2 separate regions of the Homo sapiens genome follow, and region 1 is linked to region 2. Evidence: chromatin contacts called from ENCODE Hi-C or POLR2A ChIA-PET data. All regions are on one chromosome and are shown on one strand. The core of a region is the stretch at or near the end of the contact, and the rest is flanking DNA. Distances in the headings are between cores, read along the strand shown.

The links. Hi-C counts contacts between places; a loop is a spot of excess contacts on that map. ChIA-PET counts read pairs that join two places held with the same protein, here RNA polymerase II (POLR2A). Pooled maps may share reads with other maps.
Region 1: a loop to region 2 is called in a pooled map, with 2.9 times the contacts of the local background. The contact joins the promoter of HNF1A-AS1 here to the enhancer-like site in region 2. A Hi-C loop is called at or near these places in 1 of 168 maps with a recorded cell type or tissue (cardiac septum), 2 of 37 single-sample maps with no recorded cell type and 7 of 50 pooled maps. POLR2A ChIA-PET finds 5 or more read pairs at or near these places in 5 of 52 experiments (A549, PC-9, RWPE1 and 2 more).

The regions. Positions count from the first base shown.
Region 1 is chr12:120,970,873-120,974,375 of GRCh38, forward strand. It overlaps HNF1A-AS1 (HNF1A antisense RNA 1), which reads right to left and starts at 1,420. Exons shown (of 1, transcript NR_024345.1): 1 at 1-1,420. RefSeq lists an enhancer at 2,013-2,540.
Region 2 is chr12:120,834,452-120,837,957 of GRCh38, forward strand. All of the region lies in intron 1 of SPPL3 (signal peptide peptidase like 3), which reads right to left. Among named protein-coding and RNA genes, the nearest start is that of SPPL3, 68 kb to the right of the region's middle. Within about 2 kb of position 1,365, at least 3 of the 41 ENCODE cell types and tissues checked have a DNase peak (open chromatin) inside an H3K27ac peak, as active enhancers do.

The sequences.
Region 1 (3,503 bases), core at 170-2,669, 140 kb after region 2:
CAATCTTGGCTCACTGCAACCTCTGTCTCCTGGGTTCAAGCGATTCTTCTGCCTCAGCCTCCCTAGTAGCTCGGATTACAGTTGTTTGCCACCACGCCCGGCTAATTTTTGTATTTTTAGTAGAAATGAGGTTTCGCCATGTTGGCCAGACTGGTCTCGAACTCCTGACCTCAAATGATCCACCTGCCTCGGCCTCCCAAAGTGCTGGGATTGCAGGTGTGATCCACCACACCTGGCCGCTTGCAGGGTGTTGGACACTGTGGATATCACCTCATTCATTCTCCTAACAACCCAAGAGAAGAGGAACTGAGGCAAAGAGAAGTTAAGCAAGTTGCCCAAGGCCATACGGCTAGTAAACGGCAGAACGAGGCTCAAACCCAGGCACTCTGGCTCTAGAGTGTGTGTTCCTAACCACTGTGCTCTAGCACCTCGGAACCTTAGTCTCTTCATCTGCAAAATCAGCACTGAGGTGACAAGGCCAACGAGCAGAGGGTTGGAGTTACCCAGAACAACAACAACAACAAAAGTAATAGTAACACATATTTGGTCAAGGCTTAGATTCTGGCGTCATGGGGATCTGGGTTCAAATCCTAATTCTGCCTTAGCCGATTAGGGTCCCTATCCTCTTAAAGCCTTGGTTTCCTTATCTGTAAAATGGGGATATCATGAAGCTGTTAGATGTTAAATGAGAAAATGAATGAGAAAATTGCATGTACTGTCCATAAAGTTGAAAAGATAATAGGGGTGGGAAGGAGAACAGTCCGAGTTTGAATGCAGGTGGGCCCTGGGGCATTGTCTGGACTGAAGGACAAGGGTCAGTTGAATTGCCAAAGAGCTCTGAGACTGGCTGAAGGGACACTCGTCTTGTGCTAGCTGCTAAGACCAAGGGGAAGCCTGTGCCTCGCCCGAATTTTAGTCTTGCAAACAGCTGCTCACCCAGTAGGAGAGAATTGTGATAAAACTCATAGCCACCATTTCTTGAATATCTACTATGCCCCGGGACACAGCAGACTATTTTAGAGAATTTGCGAAGGAAACACAGTGACATCTGTTGGACACCTTGCAAACTACCAGCTCAGGATAGTTAAATTTGAATGTTAGATGGAGGGAACTTCCTTTCCACAATGACATGATTTTGTAAAGCTGAGTGTATGGCAGTTGTCATGATTAAAAGCAAGTGCCATGCAGAAGTTATTGTGTAACAGGAAATGAGATTAGATAGCGTCCAATCTAATCTCAAGGTTTGAGTAGCTGTGGACAGCCCAACAGGCACAGGCCTCCCGTTAGTACATCCATACGAGAAGTTAAGAATGAGTGAAAATAGTTTTTTTTTTTTTAATTTATGTGCATTATTTTTTTCAAGCAGCTACCTTGTTAGGACATACTTAATAGTTATCTTGGCCTACCTACTGCACTTACTAAACAACTGTTCACTTTTTAATTTTTAATTTTCAGATTTTTTTGAGACGGATTGTTACTCTATCGCCCAGGCTGGAGTGCAGTGGCGTGATCTCTGCTCACTGCAACCTCCGCCTCCCGGGTTCAAGCTATTCTCCTGCCTCAGCCTCCTGAGTATCTGGGACTACAGGTGTGCGCCACCACATCCAGCTAATTTTTGTATTTTTAGTAGAGATGGGGTTTTACCATGTTGGCCAGGCTGATCTGGAACTCCTGACCTCAGGTGATCCACCTGCCTCGGTCTCCCAAAGCGCTGGGATTACAGGTATGAGCTACCATGTCCGGCTGTTCCTTTTTTTTTTTTTCTTTTTCTTTTTTTTTTGAGACGGAGTTTCTCTCTGTCACCCAGGCTGGAGTGCAGTGTCATGATCTCAGCTCACTGCAACCTCTGCCTTCTGGGTTCAAGTGATTCTCCTGCCTCAGCCTTCCGACTAGCTGGGATTATAGGTGCCCACTGACAAGCCTGGCTAATTTTTGTATTTTTAGTAGAGACGGGTTTTCACCATGTTGGCCAGGCTGGTCTCGAACTCCTGACCTCAAGTGATCCACCCACTTCGGTCTCCCAAAGTGCTGGGATGACAGGCATGAGCCACTGCGCCCAGCCACTGTTCGCTTTTTTTCTCAGTGGTTCTCTAGTCCATTGCCTTAACCACTCACCATGACTACAGCTCTTATTTGCAGTGACTCTCAAGAATGCAAATGCAAATGCCATTCCTGACCTCGAGTTAATTCAGCTTTGTCCCCTGAGCATGGGGGAAAGGCAGGCTGGGGGCTGGAACTTTCTGCTTGTGTACCTATCTCTTTAGACTCTGGAGGCTCCTCCCCAATCTCTGTCATTCCCTCTCCAACCAAATCCACCTGCCGTCCCAGACTCAAATGCTCAGCCACCTAACTGCCTGAGGACCCAGCAGTTAATGAGTTTACATGCTGGGGGCAGGAGTCAGGGCCAACACTCCTTGGTTCCTCTGGCTCCCTGGAAAGGGAAAGTCACCAAGAGGCAGCTGCAGGCAGCAAAGAGAATAAGCAGGAGAACCTCAAAGCCACAAAGGGACAGCACACAGCATCTTCCCTGTTTAGCCTGGACTTGAGAATGCTGTCCCCAGCAGTAAGCTGCTCAACCTCAAAGCAACTTGCACGGGGGTTTACAAAAAAATGCACTTGGCCGGGCACGGTGGCTCACGCCTATAATCCCAACAGTTTGGGAGGCCGAGGTGGGTGGATCTTTTGAGGCCAGGAGTTTGAGACCAGCCTGGCAAACATGGTGAAACCCTGTCTCTACCAAAAATACAAAAATTAGCCAGGCATGGTGGTGTGTGCCTGTAGTCCCAGCTACTCAGGAGGCTAAGGTAGGAGGATTGCTCGAACCCAGGAGGCAGAGGTTACAGTGAGCTGAGATCGCACCACTGTACTCCAGCCTGGGTGACAAAGTGAGGCTCTGTCTCAAAAATAAAAATAAAACATAAATGCACTGGAGGAAAGAGGGTACCACTCTCCTTAAGGCGGGGGCTGCCAACTTGTCCTGCACAGCCCGTCCGCCTGCCTCAGGTGGACTTAAAGCCCAGCTCTGAGGGACTCTGAGCAGTCATTTAACCTCTCTGAGCCTCTCTTTCCTCCCCTGCAGAAGGGGGATTATAACAGTTCCTAATTCATGAGTTGTTCTTGGAGTGAAATACATTACTGGCCAGGTGAGATGGCTCATGCCTGTAATCCCAACACTTTGGGAGGCTGAGGTGAGAGGATTGCTTGAGCCCAGGAGTTCGAGACCAGCCTGGGCAACAAAGCAAGACCCCCATCTCTAAGAAAAGTAAATAAATAGGCAGGGTGCAGTGGCTCACCCCTGTAATCCCAGCACCTTGGGAGGACGAGGTGGGCAGATGGCTTGGGCTCAGGAGTTTGAGACCAGCCTGGGCAATGTGGCAAACTCTTGTCTCTACTAAAAAATACAAAAATTAGCGAGGCATGGTGGCACACGCTTGTAGTCCCAGCTATTGGAGAGGCTGAGGTGGGAGGATCACGGGAGCCCCAGAAGCATAGGTTGCAGTTTG
Region 2 (3,506 bases), core at 115-2,614:
CCAGAAGAGAGATAGGCCATGAACAGCTTCCCCGTAAACACCTTCATAATCGGGAGGTGGGAAGCAGAGGAGAACCATGGATGTTGCCAACCAAGGAGATGTTAGAAATCTTTGCTAAAACAAATGAAGGCATTTCCTCTCCCGTCGCCATACTCCTTCTGCAATCTTACACTCATTCTCCTTTTCTTTCACAGTGAACAGAGATCAGCTGTGCTATTTTCACCATTAGTATGAAAACCAGTAAATGAAGGTCCTATACTACTCTAGTTTAACCAGAGCTAAAAATAACCTTTTGTGTTTCCCTTTCTGTACTCTTTTCATTAACAATAAAACAAGTGTTCATAACTGTGTGCACACAGTAGGTAAAATGTGCCAAAACTATACAATAATTAATCTTTTAAATCATCACATGGAATCTGATAACATCTTATAAAAACTAACCCTCCAACTAATAACTGAAACACACATTTCTGAACTATTAATACTTTAGAGATGGAAGAAAAACAGTACAAATCTATTTTATAGGGGTGAAAAATGAGGTTCAGGCAGCTTAGTTTGTTGTAACATTCTTGCCTCATTTTGAAACTCTTCTATGTTAATCACCTTGGTATTATATTACCTCTCTGCATACATCTTATTTGTCCTGTTAGACCACAGTCTCCTGGAAAACAGGGACCCTGTTCCAACTTCCTTTTAATGATGTCTAACAATATGCTCCACAGATCGACAGTGCATACTAAATGTCTGTAAAATCAGTTATCACTCAGAAAGGAAGGCAGAAGGAAGCTCTTAGCCAAATAACATATAATTCTAAACTCAGAGTGAAAAATTCATTTTATTTTTGAAACCACACCTACCCTTAACCATCCTCATGATTTATGAAATACTCTCTAAGCATGTAGCCCTTGCTAAACAGTAGTTCTTTCGTTATCTCTCCTTCAAGAAATCTAGGCAAGCTTGTTCGTTAGTCATAGATGTTATACATACAGTTATAGATGATCAAGAATTCTGACGATGAAGTCTAAGATCTATCCTCTGACCCACTGTGCTGTCACTCTTACAACAAAACGAAGGAAGCTTAACATTTTATAGTCAGAAAAATCTTGAGAAAATGTTTTACTGGTTTCATTTCCTTGATTGAAAAACTCTTCTCCCTCTTAAAAGATCTCTTCTATGTTGATAGTATCTTGAAAAACAATATCCTTATGCCTTCATGTAAAAAGCTTAATGTAAAGACAGAAATCTGTGTGGTCTCTCCAAGTCGGTATTACAGAATTCTGGCACTACATATACAAGCCCCTGCTATTTTAGGATCACAAGAAACAGCTAGCCTGGGAAAATGAGAGAGAGGTGAACCATTCCTAACATCTTAACAGCCACTTCAAGCAACCACTTGTTCTGCAAATACCACAGGCCCCTTGAGAATCCTTAGATTTGGTTGGTAACTTAAATTCTGGCAACTTCCCTTGCAACAGAACTGTTCTATCTGAAATGGGCATTAGCAACAGAAAACTATGTAACCATATCACATTCTCCTTTGTACTTTTTATGAAATTCAAATGAGTTCACATTTCAAAATTGAAGTAAGGTAGCATTTACAACAAATCCAAGCAGACCCATGTGCCATCATTTCTGTAACTTTGGAGTGTGCACCACATTGTCTGTAAAGCTGGCCACCAAGAATGCCTCTCATCTCTGCATATATCTGCTACTCTTCCCACCAAGAAGGGGAGTCTATTTCCCCTCCCCTTGAATCTGGGCTATCCTTGCAACTTTCTCCAACCAAAAGACGGCTACAGAAAGCAGGCTGTGCCAGTTTTAGGCCTAGATTGAAAAGAGATCTAGCAGGCTCCACTTTTGCTTTCTTGGCACCTGAAGCTGGCATGCAAGGAAGTCCAGGCTCTCCTGTTGGAAAGAGGCCACACAGAGAAAGAAGCCTAGCAGAAGACAACTACATGAGAAAGGTTGTGGGGAGGAGCACTTAGACACCTCAACAAAAAGCCAGTACCAAGGCTCTATGCATGTGAATGAGACCATCCTGATCCTTCAGTGCTGGTAGAGTCCGGCAGACACCACACGGGACAAAGACAAAACCATCCCAACTGAGCCCCTGCCCAAATGCAGATCTGAAGAATCATGAGCAAATATAGCATTTCTGGAAGGACAAAACTTTAAAATGGCAAACAGATTAGTGGCTGCCAGGAGTTAGGGACCGGAGTGAGAATGGAGGGTTAGCACCGGGAAGGTGTGGGATATGCTTACAAAAGGGCAACCCAAGGGATACTTTCAGTGTTAGTTCCATTCACTATCCTGACTGTGGTGGTGCATACAGAAACACAGGCAGGTGGTAAAACTGTACACGCCTTAACATGCACATGTGTGTGTGCATACGTGCATATACGAGTGCAAGTAACCAGGGGTATCTGAATAAGATAAATGGGTTGTATCAATGCCAATATCCTGATTGTGTTGTTAAGAGTTTTACAAAACGCTGCCCATTGGGAGAAACCAGGCAAAGAGCACATGAGCTCTCTGCATTTTTTTTTTGTAACTGCATGTGAATCTATAATTATGTCAATAAAAATTTCAAAATGGTGACATTAAGCTACTAGGTTTTGCGGTAGTCTGTTTTACAGCAATAGATAATAGATAACTGATACAGAGCAGTAACATTTTAATGTAACTTGTTAGCTAAGATTTGTAAGACTAACTGGCTGTATATCTGATGTTAATAAGTACTAGCTATATTATTAATATGGTTTTATTTTTGCCTAGTTTATCTGCATTTGACCAGTTCTCAATCACAAGCAATAATTGTCCCTTCAACTGGCTAGAGAGAAATGTGAAGAGAAAAAAGGCAGATATGAAAAAGGTTAATATTGTCAAAGAGGTACTTTCCTCATATTTTAACAACTCTGAAATTGGAGCGCATTTTATAACTGGCAGCATTTTTTTATTGGTGGCACAAAAATAATGTTAAATCAATAGTCTTCAATTAGCTGAAATACGTGATATTAAAATCTTAGTTCTTCCTGAATCCAAATTGGTATTTAGCTGCATTTGAAGGCATTAAACATTTTTGAATTTTCTATAATGCTTTTTAGCACTGTATTTGTACTTACTCTTTATATCATACAACAACCTTCCATTTATTATCAGAAGGGAATGCGATTCCTGTAAGTCAAACAGATAACTTCAACTACCACAATTTACTAGGCAATTAAAAATACCCACCTAAAAAGGAAAAATAAAAAACTACAATATGGCAGAGACTGCAAATTTCCTTCCAACATTTATTCTCTCCCTTTTTGGTAAAATAATCCTGATTTTTAAAATAATGCATTTCCAACCTTTCCTGCAGCTGTTACATACACACACACACACACATGACTAGTGCCTAAATTCTGACAATATCAAAATGGTATAGTCTCTACTATCCAGGTGTGTTGGTGGGCGACTGTAATCCCAGCTACTGGGAGGCTGAGGCAGGAGAGTCACTTGAACCC